Regions from separate parts of the Mus musculus genome. Here region 1 is linked to region 2. A link is a loop called in an ENCODE intact Hi-C map of the cell type or tissue named here. Cell type or tissue: left cerebral cortex. All regions are shown on one strand.

Region 1 (8,000 bases), 83 kb before region 2:
TACCCGGGCCTCTTCGACATCCGTAGCTCTCCGACCGGAGGGGCAGGAGGCTCGGCTGACCCCTTCGCTCCCGTCTTTGTGCCACCACACCCCGGGATATCTGGGGGTCTTGGAGGAGCCTTGTCTGGGGCCTCTCGCTCCCTATCACCCACCCGCCTGCTCTCGCTGCCCCCGGACAAGCCGTTCGGCGCCAAGCCTCTAGGGTTCTGGACCAAGTTTGACGTCGCTGATTGGCTGGAGTGGCTGGGCTTATCAGAGCATCGAGCCCAGTTCCTGGACCACGAGATTGATGGCTCCCATCTGCCCGCCTTGACCAAGGAGGACTATGTGGACCTGGGCGTGACCAGGGTGGGCCACCGTATGAACATTGACCGGGCTCTCAAATTTTTCCTGGAGAGGTGATGGCTGGCCTGGACGGACCAGCCCGTCCATAGGACCCTTGAGCCTGCTGACCTCTTGACCTCTGACCCCTCTGACCATCATTCTCTCCCCTCTCCCCTCAGGGGGCCAGGGACTCTGCTAAAACTGTGCCTGGCCCCATCTCCCCAGGCCTGACTGAGGTCCCCAGGTGGACCCGATGCGGGCCAGACAATGGCACCTCGCAAGAGGTGGGCAGCTGACACAAGACTGCAAGTGGAGTAGAGGGGGGGATTAGACAAAAATGACAAAGGGGTACTGAAGAAGGAGGGAAAGGCCGACTGGGGGTGGGGGGACAGACAGAGCCATAGAGGGTCAGCCCAGAGCCTGACCTGATGGGGTCCTGGGAAGGTGTGCCCTCCGATTCCATCATTCGCGCCCCTCAAATAACCCTTTTCACCTCTCCAGGCCCCTCAGTCTTCCCTCTCTCCGTGGCACACTCAGCTGCCCAGCCCCCGGCCTCTTGCACGCCTGTTCCCCTTCCTGGCTGCAGTTTTTGCACAAGCTTGCCCCCTGGCTGTCTTGCACACCTCTGGCCTGCTGAGGCCCTCTCCGCTCCCCAACACGCTGCATTCTTTTTTTTTTTTTCTTTTCTTTCTTTTTTTTTTTTTTTTTTTTTTTTTCCTCAAGCGCCACCGCCTTCGCTAGCTTGCTCTCTGCATACTTGCTTCTGGGGGAGAGGGGTTACTGCACCCTTTCTTTCTCTAGCCACCCTGGTCCCATGCTGCAGACACACATGGGACTTTCCTTCCCTCTCCTGCTCCCAGACCCAGGCATACTCCCATAGCCCCTGGCCACCCGTGCTCTCTGCTCTCTCTGTACATGCTCTGAACACACTCACCTCCGCTCTCACGTCCAGGGCCACTTTCCTGTCTTGCCACCCCTAAGCCCTTACTCTCCCTCTCATGGTGGCACTCCTGTGCCCGGCCTTCTCTATTTTCTCTGACACTTAGCACACCCCTCACACTCATGGCCCTGAACTCTTTCCAAATGTTTAACCCCTTCTCCCCCGGCTCCTCATCCTTCTCCTTCACATTCCTGTTCACTGCTGTTTTGTTTTGTTTCCTGAGAAAGGGTTTCTCTGTGGAACCCTGGCTGTCCTGGAACTCAGAGATTGCCTCTGCCTCCCATATGCTGGGATTAAAGGCGTGCGTCACCACGCCAGGCTACTTCTGTTCACCGGTTTCCTTGCTTTCTTGTGTACCCTTGCACACTTCCTCTTGTGCACTTGCCCTCCCCGGCCCATTCTCCACCCCTGCCCCCAGCCTCCTTCTTCTTTTTCTTCTTCTTCTTCTTCTTCTTTCTTCTTCTTCTTCTTCTTCTTCTTCTTCTTCTTCTTCTTCTTCTTCTTCTTCTTCTTCTTCTTCTTCTTCTTCTTTCTTCTTCTTCTTCTTCTTCTTCTTCTTCTTCTTCTTCTTCTTCTTCCTTCTTCTTCTTCTTCTTCTTCTTCTTCTTCTTCTTCTTCTTCTTCTTCTTCTTCTTCTTTCTTCTTCTTCTTCTTCTTCTTCTTCCTTCTTTAATGGTGCTCAGGTATGGGATGTGCTTGCTGCGCTGTTCTGATCTTTCTAGATGACTTTCCCCAGTTGCCCTGCAGAGCCTGGCCTCTTTTTGGTTTGCGTATTCGCCTCTCTGCATACTCTTAGCCAGTCCTCTCTTCTCATTTTCTGCACCCACCCTAGGTCTTCGCTCACCTCCCCCTGCTTTTCCTAGGGAGAGGAGACCCTGCGCATGCACGCTGGCTCCCAGCTCACTAGGCTGTCACCCAGTCCTGTCATTCTTAGACCATTCATCTGTCTGTCCATTTTGCACGAAGATTCCCCTCTCCTCCCCAACCCTTTCTTCTCTCCCAGATTACGCCCCCATCCTTACAGCATGGCTCCTCCCTCCCCGCACGTTCCCCCTCCCTGCTTCTGGGGCTTGGGAATTAAAGCCACCTCTCCTCCCCTAGGTAGCCCCCTCCCCTGCTGTGGATAAAAGGGGAGAAGGCATCGCCCTCAGGTTCCCCCCTATGTTCAGCTGCCAAAGAAGGGAGCTCCCCTCCTTCCCCCCACCCCATTCCCTATAGCTGTCCCCAGGCGCCCCTGGGGCGCTCCATCCACGAGGGGAGGGCCAGCCCCCTCCCCTCACCACGTCAGGGAAATGCAGGGAACCTTGTGGGAGGGTCACGGGAGGGGGAGGGGTGGCGAGGGCTGGAGAGGTGGTGGCGCTGGGCCCCTACCCGCCCCCTCCCCCTGGTCGGATGCCCCCCGTCCGCAGGGGGCCTGCGCGGCGCCTGTCTATCAAGGGCTTGTTAATTCCGGATGGGTGCCGCGGGGTTGGGGAGGGCGTAAGGGGTGGGGGTGGGGGTGAAGGAGCGGGGAGAGGGAAGGGGGAGGGATTGGATGGGGGAGCGGGGTGGAGAGGAGAGACCAAGCAAAAAGAGAAACAATAGCAAAAGAAAAATATACAAAGCAAAATAAAAATTAAAAAAAAAAACCCTAGAACACACAAATCCAAAAGGGGGAAAAACCTGAAATAAAAGCCCTAGAACTGTCTTCCAAGGGGGCGGGAGGGGACTTGAAAGGAGTTGAGCTCGTCCTGCAAGGTCGCAGGGATAGGTTGTGACCAGGTTGGCGTTTCTGGCCGAGTGGATGAGAGTGGAGGTTCGCCCCGCCCCCCACGCCCAACACGACTTTGCCGAGAGAAATGGCTTTTGTATCAGGTCATTCTTTATAATTAAACTCACAGTATCCACCCCCTCGAGCCGGCCCCGCCTCCTTCCTAGGGAGGCCACGCCTTCTCGTTTCGCCGGGTCTGGGGGCGGGGTGCAGCTGGAACCCGCCCCCGCTGTGCGTCAATCTTCGTCGGCAGGCTCCGCCCCGAGGGCTTCGAGCATGCGCCTTCGGACCAGAGAGCGGCGCAGGTGCAAACGGTAGTCCCCCAGCAGTAAATCGTCGTGGCGCACCAGTGGGTACGCGGTTCCACGGAGGGTGAGCCCGGAGCGCAGCAGGCGTGACCGCGTCTGGAAGTCTGTGACGGTGATGAGCCACCTGTGGGCGAAGTGAAGGCCCAGAGACGTCTTTGGGTTCACCCTGGCCCCCTTCGCTTGCGGGCGTCACTGCGGTCTTCTCAGCTGGATCGTTCACCTCACCTGGGAATGCGCCAGGTCCCGCCCTCGCTACTGTCTCCTCAGACTCCGCTAGAAAAGCCCTTCAGCATAGGACCTGCCCCCACAATGTCATCCTGACTCTGACTCCTCCCTAAATGCTACCCAGCCCAGGCCAGCCCTCCAATGCTATCTTCATTCTGATTTTGCCAAAAGTGCCGCTCAACCTAGGACCCGTCCCTCTGAGTGGTTCTGGGCCTCAAAACTCACTGTTCCCCTTCACCTTGACCTCATCCTCTCACCTCGCCTCTTCTCAACTCACTCTAGGCTCCAAGTCTTTCAGTTGCTTTTAGCTCCATCCCTCACTGGCCTCTACACTCTGACTTCAACCACCAGCCTCCTCTAGGTTCCACGCCCTCTGTGTCCGTCCCCCCACCCCCCCTGTGTCCTCCCCCCTCCGTCCCCCACTGATGCTAGGCTCCGCCCCTCTCCCACTCTCACTCTAATTCCGCCTCCCAGCTCAGTTTATGGAGCATTACGCTCCCTGGCTGCATCTCTCCCAATTACGTTCCTCAGCCTCTCACCCTAGACCACTCCCATGCATGGTCTCACCTGTCCCTGCGGCCCGCAGTACCGCAGATGACATTCATATTCTCGTAGCGGATGCTGTTCACGCGCCCGCTTTCCATGGCCCCGGGCAGCTCGGCCTCCAAAGCCTGCAGCACCTCCACGTGCGTAAAGTCTTCCTGCGTGGGCATGCATCAACTTCAGCCCTTATCTCCTAGGCTGGAGCCTGGTCCAAGACTCCACCTACAGACCCGCTAGGTTATGACACTCTTGTCAAAAGGGGTGACCACAGGTGTCTCTCGGGTGTGAAGGCATCTGCTACTCGAGATCATTCTGAAAAACTAGACTAATTAAATTGTAATAACCGCCCTACAGGGAAACTCTCCCAGAGACCAGCCATGGACAGTGCTTTACAGTTCTGGAGGATTCTATTTGAACAGGTGATTTCAAAGTTAAGGGGCTGCAGTTATCAGAAGGGTCAGAAGAAATTGTTTGAGCCGGGTGTGGTGGCGCATGCCTTTAATCCCAGCACTCGGGAGGCAGAGGCAGGCGGATTTCTGAGTTCAAGGCCAGCCTGGTCTACAGAGTGAGTTCCAGGACAGCCAGGGCTATACAGAGAAACCCTGTCTCAAAAAACCAAAAGAAGAAGAAGGAGGAGGAGGAAGAGGAGGAGGAGGAGGAAGAAGAAGGAGGAGGAGGAAGAAGGAGGAGGAGGAAGAAGAAGAAGAAGGAGGAGGAGGAAGAAGAAGGAGGAGGAGGAAGAAGAAGAGGAATAAGGAAGAAGAAGAGGAAGAAGAGGAAGAAGAGGAGGAGGAAGAGGAGGAGGAAGAGGAGGAGGAAGAGGAGGAGGAAGAAGAGGAAGAGGAAGAGGAAGAAGAAGAAGAAGAAGAAGAAGAAGAAGAAGAAGAAGAAGAAGAAGAAGAAGAAGAAGAAGAAGTTGTTGTTTGAGGAGATGTGCCATAGTGGAAAAGTGCGAAAAACAGCTGTCCAAGTATATATAATCACTGTTGATGGGCTGGCTTCCTGGTTTAGTGGGTAAAGACGCTTACTGTGTGAACCTTATGACTTGAGTTCAATCCCTATAACCTGCTATAGGTGGAAGGAGAGAAATGAGTTGTCCTCTGGCCTCCACCTGTTAGGACAGTCTGGAAGGCCTCTTCCTCCCACCCATGTGCTAACCAGGCCTGCTTTAGCTTCTGAGCTGGAAAGAGATGCCTCGTACCTGGGGCAGTACACTGGGGTCCCTTTCTTAAAGACACCAAGGAAAGGAGAGATGAAATGGGGACAACAGCCCCCCATGAAAGAGTAAAGTCACATAGACTTCTAAAGGGATGCCTTAAAGCTTGCACCTAGTATACAGTAGGTGCCTCTTAACGCCAGACACAAGCAATCATGGTCTCCTCTGTGTGTGTGCGTGTGTGTGATTTTGTTTTTTTGTTGTTCTCTTTGAGACATGAGCTCAGGTAGCCCAGGCTAGTTTCAAACTCACCGTGTAACTGAGGCTGACCTTGAACTGCTAGAGTGCTGCAGTAATGAACACAGATTTACCATGCCCAGTCCTTAACCTGAATTAAACCGCCGGCCACCTCAGGTCTGATCCGCTGATCCCATCACCACCTGAACTGTGCAGAGAGCTGGGCCACTCACCGAAGTCTCCATGCAAAGGCAGAGGGGCTGGGCAGAGGGTGGTTCTGAGAATTTTCGGATACACGGGAGCTCCCGATCCAGCGCCTCATATTCCGAGATGACCTGCCGCAGGTACTGCTTCCTGTGTGTGTGTGGAGGAGAGGGAAAGAAAGAGGAGAGGGGAGGAGAAGGATAGAGGGCAAAGGAAGGGAGGAAGGGAGAACAAGGCAAGGAAAGGGACTCTCAGGTCAGGGGCTGCTGCTGTCACCTCTGCAGGAGCTGTCACAGGTCGCGGGACCAGGGAGTACTCACGAGGACTTGGCAGGCTTGCCCAGGCTCCGAGACATGGACTCCTCCATAGACTCGAGGTCAACAAGGAAGGATCCTAGTAACAAAAGAACCCAGTGTCACCTGCCAAGAACCCTTTGAGGCCATAACTCTTTCCAGAAGAGAATCACCCAGCAGTGTGCATACCACTCAGGAAAGTTAGATCTCAGGGGCTAGGCTCTGAGATATCATCTGGAAGCTACAGGATCCACCCTTCCATTACGGCGCTGAGACTGTTTCCTGGCTAGGTGCAGCCTGAAGGAAGCAATGCAAGAGAAAAATAACACTCTGCACCAGAAACTTTTTTTTAAGATTTATTTATTTCATGTATGTGAGTACACACTGTCTTCAGACACACCAGAAGAGGGCATCAGATCCCCATTATAGATGGTTGGGAGCCACCATGTAGTTGCTGGGATTTGAACTCAGGATCTCTGGAAGAGCAGTTGGTGCTCTTAACCACTGAGCCATCTCTCCAGCCCTCTGCACCACAGTTAATACCAAACTCCAGCCTGCTGGTTGGAACTTGACTGATAAGTTCCTCACATATGACCCCTTTCTTGCCCACTTTACCATTAGCTGATGGGCCTCTCGTTTCCCTTGGCTAGTCATTGGCACACATGACCTATTCTCTCCCTCTTCTCTTCAGCTGTACAGGCACAAGGGTGTCTAGCCTCCCTGAGCAGCTCCTTTGTGGCCTGGCAACCAAGTTCTCACCAACGGTGTAAGCGAGAGGGAGCACTGCAACTTTAGGGTTGTCCACATAGAGGATTGTCCACTGGCTGTGGTAGTGTGCAGACCTGGCAGCACAGCACAAGGAAGGCTGTGGCAAGGGGGTTATCATGAGTTCAAAGGCAGTCAAAGTCACACAGGAACTGTGGGTCAGCCTGTGTCTCACGGGAAAAGTGTGGGGAAGAGAGAGAGGGGAAGGAAGAGGAGGACGGGGAGGAGGAGGAGCAAGAGGAGGAGGGGGAAAAAGAGGAGGAAGAAGGAGGGAGAGAAGGAAGGAAGGAAGGAAGGAAGGAAGGAAGGAAGGAAGGAAGGAAGGAAGGAAGGAAGGAAGGAAGGAAGCTGTTTGATGTTTGGCTCTTCCTTCAGATGGGCTGGAATGTGGATGGAGTAACCCAGCTTCAACCATGTTGGATATGCTGAGCAACAGTGCACTGGACCTTAGGCCCACAAGTTGTCCTATAGAGTTCAAGCAGCCCACAATACACTCTTTGACCCAAATTAATGTCTGCCTTCTTTATGTTACAGTGTTTCAAGGCAGAAGAGAGAAGAGTTGCCCCTGACAGCCCAAGGCTATAAGATGTTCCTCCTGGCCTAATGATTATCCCTGACATCAATTCCAGACAGAGCCACTAGAGCAAGACACTCAGATGAGAGCATGATGCAGTTACATCTGAGCAACGAGCAGACACATAACTATTAAACACTTCAACTACAGGAATTATATAACAGCCCCCACTACCTGGCTCAGAGCTGAGGGCTGGATCTCCCATCAGCACCCTGTGCTGAAAGCCCTCAGATGCTCCAGCTTGCATGTGAAGTAACACACTTCCTTGGTGGGCATGCGTTCTTCTAGATGTGGTGTGGGAATCTGGTTTGATGGCAACATCCCAAGGCCCTTTGTAGCCCTGGCTGTCCTGGAACTTGCTTTGAGGACCAGGCTGTCCTTGACCTGAGAGATTCACCTGCCTCTGCCTCTCTGCCTCCTCTGCCTCTGCCTCTCTTGCTGGGGTTGCAGGGGTACACCACTGCTTTAATCTGCATTTTAACAGAATCCATACCTTACTGCCTCTTTTTCATCTTCCCTTCTGTCCTACTTCAAACACAGATGTTTTCCAGAATGTGTCACTGCAACGGGCCAAGCCCTTCGTGACAGTGCTAGGGACCAAACCTGGGTCTTTTCACAGTGCTGGGCAGGTGCTCCACCACGGAGATGACTCCAGCCCCTCACAGGGGACTCTAGGCCAGC
Region 2 (8,000 bases):
CTCCCCTAGTGACAGATTAGTTAGAGGGGCACCTAGCAATGCACTGGGATCTAGCCAGCCAGATGGGACTGTGGCAAAGAGGGACGGAGGAGGACCTGAAACACAGGTGTCCAGTGAAAGGCAGTGACCTCCTAGGGTGGAGACCTCAGGTGAAGAGATGTTCCAGACTTGGGCAGCTCTTAGAGTGTGCCAGGACTGGGTGCCAGTGCATCTGTGACAAGAGGCAGAGATGGATCCTAACAGCGCAGGTGTGAAGCCAGGCATCCATACAGTGTGTCCATTCCTCCTCTCATCTGGCATTCCCTGAGCCTACCAGGATCTGTCACAGGTTTCAACACCAAACAGAAACCAAAGCCGATGAGACCCCACTCTTGGAGAAAGTGAATTCCAGTAGCTATGGTCTGAGAGATTAGGTAACCTGAGGGAGAAAGAACCAGGCATCATTCAGTGAGAGCGGTGTCAGAGGGATACAGGCAGAGTGAAGAACAACCACAAAGCCTCGCTCGCCCTCAGCCCCAGGCTGGTGCTCAGCTCCAGGAGGGAGGTCAGAGCAGAAGCTGACTGAGGAGTGAGGTTTTTAACCTTTATCTGTGTGATTCAGAAGTTGCTGGAGGGCCCTGAGCAGCAAAGGGAGGGATCTGGCTGGTCACTTGAGGGACCAGACACACTGTGGAGCAGAGTCCAGGCAGGAGTGAGGTGATGGCTAGGTCAGGAGCTAGCTGAGCATGAGCTGAGACAGGACAGCCTGTGTTCAGAACACTACTCTTTCAACCTCCAGCCACTATGGCAGGCAGCCTGTACTACCCTCCTCACAGTGAAGGACACCAGAACTCAGAAACTGAGGCCATATGGCAAAGAGGCAGATTCAGAAATCCAGCTCAGCCCCTTCCCAGAGCTCTAACTAGCACTACTTGCATTTGTGGGTCATGGTATGCTGAGCCTTGTACCCATTCGTAAGCACTTGGCATATGCTTCAGTGCCTGGCACAGAGTGGGGGCTTCATAAATAGGTTTTAGATAGAGTAAGTGGAAAAGGGAGGGGTGATAGATGGGCAGATATAAAGAGGTAGAAGGATGGATGGATGGATGGATGGATGGATGGATGGATGAATACATAAAGGGATGGGTAGAGACATAAATGAGTGAAGATAAATCAATAAATGGATGGCTGATGCATGGATAAAGAATGGAGAGATGGCTAACGGGATGGATGAATAGGTATGTAGATAAGGGAATTTATGAATGGATGAATGGATGGACGGGTAGCAGAAGAGATGGATGCATGGATAAAGGGTTGGATGGACAAGGAAAGAAATAGGTAAATGGAAGGATAGATATATAGATAAGAGGATGGATAGATGGGTAGAGGGTGGATACATAGATGGACAGATGGATGGATGGATGTTGGATGGAGGAGTGGGTTGATAGGTGGATATATAGATGACTGTATGGGTATATGGATAGATAGATGAATGGCTGTATGGACAGATAGAAGGAAGCATGGATAGATGAAGGGACACATGAAGTGAATAGCAAAGTGTAGCTTCACAGCCTGTTCTGCAGAGGGCACCAGGAGGTGGGTATTAGTCTGTGGCTGGGGGGGGGTTGGCATCAGGGGTAGCTTTCTTTGTGGCAAGAATGAGTGCTGGTCTCAGCTGAAAGGTTGATGGTGACATGGGCCTAAGTTGGCTGGCATAGGTTGACTGGAATACTGGAATGGGGTTGAATCAGCAGCTGCATGAGGTAGTGGGGGGACCTAGAGCAGATGCAGGAGCGCCAGGGTGGACCCTGAGGATGTAGGAGGGATGTCTTGGTCCAGCGGCATGGAGTCCATGCTGCCCAGCCTGGTTCTGCAGCCGAGGCTGCTGTGTGTGTGTGTGTGTGTGTGTGTGTGTGTGTGTGTGTGTGTGTGTGTGTGTGCCTGCCATGAGGCTCTAGCTTGGCACAGTCCAAACCCCTCTCCCCTGGCAGCACAGCCGACAACCTTCCTCCCCCGCTTCCCCCGACCTTCCCTGACTGCCCAGAACCAACGGGTTAATTAGATAACGGAGCCTTTGATTAGCGGGGGAGGGGGAGGCCACCCCCTGGCCGAGCTAGCTGGGAGGGGGGAGTTGAGTGAGGGTGGAGGGAAGGAGGAAGGGAGCGCCCTCCCCGCTGGAAGGAGAGAAAGAAGGAGGGAGGGGGCGGGGAGGGAGCGAGCTGGGCTCTGCACTGCCGTGTGACTAGAAATTGTAATCGCAGAGAAAGGGAGCAAGGCAGAGCTGGGAGAGAGACAAGGAGGCAGGCCCCAGGACAGACAGACGGACAGTGGGAACCTGACTGAGCCAGGCTCCCAGCAATGACAGACTGACAGGGACAGTGGAGGAGGAGGACAGACCGACAAGAGGTCTGGGGGTCCTCGGGGAGACAAGACAGAGTCGGGGAGCTGGGGAGAGGGGCAGAGGCTGTGTCTGTGAGTGAAGAGAAAGGAAGCTGGTGTTGGGGGGAGTAAAGTGGGGGACACAGGACCACAGGAGGCAAGGGCTTGCTCGTGTGGTGGCCAAGAGAAAAAGGCCAGGCTCCCCTAGAGGGTGGGGAGGGCGACAGACGGGGGGGGGTGCAGGGAGACCCAAGAAGCCCCTGCGCCCCCCCCCTCAGCACAAGCTCAACGGGAAGCAGTAGGAAGCTGGGGTGGCAGGGCCCCGGGCAACTGCAGGCATGTGGAGGGGGGGGCCTGGGGCACAGAGAGAAGGCCATCGGAAGCCAAGCCGCCAGGGTGAGTGTCCCTCAGAGTGTGTGCTCTGGGAGCGGGGAGACAAGGACAAGGAGATGGTGGTGGCAGGAGAGGCGGGAGGGGAGGGAGGGGAGCTGCTACTGCAGAAGCCTCGACGGGGTGTGCACTGGCAGCCTTGGTGGGGGAGGAGACCCGGGCGCTGGCCTGGGGGATGGTGGGCTCGGTGAGCACAGACCCTTGGCTGGTCGTTGCCAGAGTATCAGGAAGTGGGGATCGTGGAGCCGAGTGGACTGAGGAGAAAGCTCCCTGGCCACATGTGTGGGAACAAAGGCCCCCGGCCCCTGCCGAGGCAAGCTAGTGAAGGCAGCGTGTGGTGGCCAGCCCTGAGGCGGTGGGGGGGTGGGGGGGTTCTGCCTCTCTGTCTTTCTGTCTATCTCTCGGTCTCTCGTGCCTCCGCTTCTCTGATCCTGTCAGTCTCTGCTCCTGGGTCCATCTCTCCATCTCCGTCTTTTTGTCTATTTCTCTGTTTCTGCCTCTCTGTCACGGTCTCTGTCCCTTGGCCTCTGTCTATCTCTGTGCCGGTTTTTGTCTTTGTCTTTTCCCCCCCTTTTCTATCTTTGTCTCTGTTTCCGTGCCTCTCACCATCTCTGTCATTTTCTCTTGGTCTGTCTCTCTGTCTCCATCTCTGTTTCTTTTTATCTCTGTCTCCATCTCTGTCTCCATTTCCAGCCCTGCCTTCACACACTTGCTCCAATACACGGCGGCGGCACACATATTTCTATCTGGGTTAAAATCTTGGAGGCTACAGGAGTGTGTGTGTGTGTGTGTGTGTGTGTGTGTGTGTGTGTGTGTGTGTGTGCTTGCTCGCGCGCTCGCGTGCTTGCGCGCTCATGCGCACCTGCATGGGGGGCAGGCAGCCCTGTGTCCATGGATTAGAGAGGCCGTGTGTGAGGGTGTGTCTGTCTCTGCTGTTTGTGTGAGTGGGTGGGTGATCATGTTTATGGGGACCCCTCTCCCCCTACTGCCCCCCCGTTTCAGGGGATTCTATGTGTGTGAGCACTCAGGGGTGCCATGTGGAGGGACCATTGGGAGCCAGAGGGTAAGTCCTGAGGCCAGACCCCCTCTGCCACCCAGTGGGCCTTGACAAGGCACAAAATCCAGCAGCTTCCGCCCTCCACAGGCAGGAGCGGCTGATGCATAGGAAGGGCGCCTGCTGTGCTGGCTGCAGTCACTGCCCTATCTGCGCGCCATTTGGTTAGCCTGAGTCCCTCCCCCCGGGACTCAGGAAAACAGGGGATAGGATGGGGGGGGGTGTACAATGACCCTGAATTCCTGCATCCCAGACACAGACATGGGGGTCCCTACTGCTCCATCCCCACTCCATCAGCTCCTCAGCCCTGTCCTGCGACAGCCGCTGGCACAGGTCCCGCCACAGGCTGTGTTCCCTTGGAGCACCTGCAATCTTGAGGCCCATGGGCACTGCTATAGTCTCCAACAGGGCCACCACAGGGTGGGGGCACCCCAACAGCCTCCCACCTCCTGCCAGAAACCCAGCTACCTCCTGTCCCCTCTCGATTACCTCTCCTCCAAGTCTAGGACAGGACAGGGCCTGAGTGGAGTGAGGGATGACCCCAGGGTGGGCAGGAGGGCATACAGAGATGGGCCTTCATGTCTGGTTCTGGTGCCCGTACACCTGGACAGAGACCTGCAGGGAGGGATGGAGGGATGGGACGCTGCCTCCCAGGGGACCTGCAACCCGCTTGGTGTGTGATAGGAGTTGATCAGTGTTGCTTTTCACCCCGGCAGAGCCTTTGCCTCATTGTCTGTCTGTCTGTCCCTCTATCTCTACATACTTACCTGTCTAACTGAACTCAATGCAATGACACAACTTAAAAAAAATTTTTTTAACAAACAGTTCTAGGGGTGGAAACAAAGGCCTTGAGCATCCTGGGAATGTGCCCCACCGCCCAGCCACATGTTGACTTTTTAGTTTTGAACGAGGTCTCACTGCATTGCCCAGGTTGGCTCTGGATGTACTCTCTCTAGCCCAGGCCAGTCTGCAACTTTCAATGCTCCTGCCTCGACATCTTGAGCAACTACAAGGGCAGTCCTGCGACCCCAGGCCTGGCAGGACCTAAGTTTGAATCTAGCTGACGTTGCCATTTACTAACCAAGTGACCTTGGGCACAAATGTCCTCTCTCTTGCCTCATTTATCCTTTCTGCAGAATGGCCCAGAGGAGGATGAGGTCTGGCACAGGAAGGCCAAGTCCCTGTAACTTTGGTTCTGAGCAGGGGTAGGGACTTCTGGTGGAACTGAGCCTGATGAAGCTCAGGCAGCCTGAGTCCCTGTTGCTTACTGACCAACACCCTCTCTTCTCCCACAGCCCCCCAGCGTGCCCTCGGAGTATGAACATTGAGGATGGCGCAGGCCCACATCCGCGGCTCCCCGTGCCCCTTGCTGCCGCCTGGTAGGATGTCCTGGCCCCACGGGGCTCTCTTGCTCCTGTGGCTCTTCTCCCCACCCCTGAGGGCTGGTGGGGGCGGTGTGGCCGTGACCTCAGCCGCTGGAGGAGGCTCCCCGCCAGCCACCTCCTGCCCAGCCGCCTGCTCCTGCAGCAACCAGGCCAGCCGGGTGATCTGCACGCGGAGGGAGCTGGCCGAGGTGCCAGCCAGCATCCCTGTCAACACCCGCTACCTGAACCTGCAAGAGAACAGCATCCAGGTGAGCCCGCCTCCGCCGCTGATTGGCCCGTGGGTCAAGGCACAAAGGGTGCAAGCCTCTGCCTCCCTCCTCATCCCTCTCATCCTGGAGTTCCTGGTGTCTGCGCACGGATTCACGTCCTCGCCCCGCCCACCTTTGCGATATATTTCCATGTAGGCTGTGTACGTTTTCCTGGGGTGCCTGTCACACCCCCACACCACAGTACAGGGTGCCTTGAGGTAGCCAGGAGAGGCCCTTCCACTTCACCATCGCTTGTGTTGGCCTGACCTGGCATCTCCAGAAAACCTCAATGTCTTCTTCTAGTGGGGGCTGGTTTCCTTCCGGTCCTGGAGAACTGGCTGGGTGAATGATGGGGGCCAAGGGGCTCAGGGTTTAGGGTTGGTACTGGCAGAGTGGTGAGTGGAGGCTGCAGGTGACTTTAGCTGCCTTTTGGCTGGTGTACAACCTTCCCCGTGCGGTGGGGCTAGGGGCTGTGCTGGTGGCAGAGTGAGCTGTTGGGAGCCGCCTCCCACCTCTGCGCTGTGACATTTGGAACAGGTCTTTCTACAGCGGGGAGGCTGAGGTGGGGCTGTCCTGAGTGCTGCAGATTGCTCAGCAGCGCCCCAGCCAGCCATCAGCTGTCTGCAGACCCAGTGTCTGTGAGCAGACATGGTGCTCACCCCCATGAGGATTTTGTTGTTGGTTGGTTGGTTCTTGGGTTTTGTTTTGCTTTTCTATCTATGCATCTATGCATTTATCTATCTGTCTGAGATAGGATCAGCGACTCACTTTGTATCCCTGACTGGTTTGGAACTCTTTCCATAGGCAGCTCAGGCTGCCCTTAAGCGTGCTCTGTAGCCCAGGTTGCCCCCCAACTTGCAGTGATGCTCTTGCTCTAGTCTCCTGTGTATAGGGATTACAGTTGTGAATCACAGCACTGGCTGAAGGCCACTGTTTAAAAGGCATCGAGTCAATTCCAAGTCCTCGTGTAGACTACCTTGTACCCGTTTAATACACGTAGGAGAGAGGAGGGCACCCTCACAGAAGGTCTTAGACCCCAGTCCCCAGCAGAGGGCTCCGTGGCCCCATATAGCTCTCTGGAGAGCCAGACTCTGAGAAGAATCAAAGCCTGGGACATTGCGGGGAGGGACAGGCTCTTTCTGGGTGTGTGGGAAGCAAGGATAGGCAAACTAGAGAATCTTGAGACCCAGTGCCACCACTGCACCTGGCAATATCCATGACTTCTCCAGGCCCACCTCACCATTTCTGCCAGTTCATTTGAAGTCTGCCCCTCATCTCTCCAGCTGCAGCCTCAGCTGGGCTGTATGCCATGCCCCTCCCTAGGGGCAGACCCTCTGCCACAAAATGGAGATCATCAAAGGATGAAAAAATAGCAGTAAAATAAGAGCACGGATTTGTCACTGCGTAGGGAGTCTGCACGCCACTGTGAAGGCTCTCACCTCCCTAAAAGCTGAGGTCCAGAGTGGAGAGACCAGTGAGCCTGGCCTCCATCCAGAGCCTGCCTTCCCACGGGCAGGAGCTGCCCGAAGAGCAGGAAATGTAGTGCTGGCTCAGAATGGCAGCGTGCACCTATAATCCCAGGAGGATAACTGTGAGGGCCACCCTGGGCTACAGAGTGACTTCCAGGCCAGCCTAGGCACAGAGAGACCATGCTTCATATCCAACCAACACACAACAAAAGAAAAAAAAAAACTAATGGTTTTAATTATCCATATTTTTAAAAAAATCAACACATCCCACCACCCAGATATAAATAACTCCTGTTTACATTTGTTTTCATACCTTTCTGGGCTTATGTAAATGCATCTTTTAATTATTTATTATAGAATGAATACAGATTAATTTAGAAAATACACCTAGATAAACATATAGAGACAAAAGCTACTCAGAATCCCACAGGCTCTTTCCTGTCTGGAGTCCTCAAACTGATGTCCTTAGAACATCCTCAGGGTCCTATCTGGCCTTTGCTTCTGTCTGTGTGTGTGTGTGTGTGTGTTGTTTATGTGCATAGGGAAGCAGAGGTAGACAGATGCCAGGTGTCTTCCACAATTACTTTCCACCTTTTCTTTTGAAGTGGGCTCTCTCTGGGCACAGAGCACTAGGCTTGCTAGCCAGTCAGCCTCATGGATCCTCCTGTCTTCCTTGCCAGTGCTGGGTGACAGATGTGCACCGCCGTGCCTGGCTTTTCCACTGGTGCTGGAGCTCAGAGGAACGCTGGTCTTCCTGCTTGTGCACCAAGCACTTTCCCATAGAGCTTTGGCCTCAGCCTGCTTTCTTTTCAGAAATGAGAACCACAGTGTTCAGTGCTGCCCCGAGGTTGGGTTTTGGCACCTGGTGGTACAGCCAGGAATGTCTTTCTCAGAGCTGTCACGGCTGGGTGTTTGTTTTTGCAGTATTTAGAGAGGGAATCTAGAGCTTCCAACATGTGCACAGAGCCACAGTCACCCCCAATCCCAACCACTAGGGAATTCTAGGCAGGAGCTCTACCAGTGAGCCACACCCCAGCCCCTCCCTGGGAGGTTCTAGGCATCTCCAGCCCTCTGTCACTTTTTATTTTGAGATGGG

The links. Peaks named below come from ENCODE experiments on the same cell type or tissue, not always from the same donor. Only the 100,000 strongest peaks of a DNase experiment are listed, where the experiment ranks them.
Region 1: a loop joins it to region 2, with 5 times the contacts of the local background. A loop is called at or near these places in 1 of 42 quality-filtered maps.

The regions. Positions count from the first base shown.
Region 1 is chr7:44,356,936-44,364,935 of GRCm38, forward strand. Shank1 (SH3 and multiple ankyrin repeat domains 1) reads left to right here. Exons shown (of 25, transcript NM_001034115.1): 25 at 1-1,418. The coding sequence ends at 402. It overlaps 1700008O03Rik (RIKEN cDNA 1700008O03 gene), which reads right to left. Exons shown (of 6, transcript NM_027049.1): 3 at 6,008-6,080; 4 at 5,717-5,837; 5 at 4,115-4,248; 6 at 3,108-3,446. The coding sequence ends at 3,251. Among named protein-coding and RNA genes, the nearest start is that of Gm39001, 14 kb to the right of the region's middle. In left cerebral cortex, CTCF peaks have their summits at 935, 3,344, 4,317, 6,370 (motif pointing right) and 1 weaker place; DNase peaks (open chromatin) are centred at 457, 1,331, 2,201, 3,260 and 3 more places; H3K4me3 peaks cover 1,550 bases; H3K27ac peaks cover 2,360 bases.
Region 2 is chr7:44,439,778-44,447,777 of GRCm38, forward strand. Lrrc4b (leucine rich repeat containing 4B) reads left to right here and starts at 2,710. Exons shown (of 3, transcript NM_198250.1): 1 at 2,710-2,754; 2 at 5,098-5,435. The coding sequence starts at 5,133. It overlaps Gm39003 (a long non-coding RNA gene), which reads right to left. Exons shown (of 2, transcript XR_882057.3): 2 at 7,116-8,000. In left cerebral cortex, CTCF peaks have their summits at 3,889 (motif pointing left), 6,474 (motif pointing right) and 7,914; DNase peaks (open chromatin) are centred at 1,977, 2,165, 2,882, 3,595 and 7 more places; H3K4me3 peaks cover 5,272 bases; H3K27ac peaks cover 5,790 bases.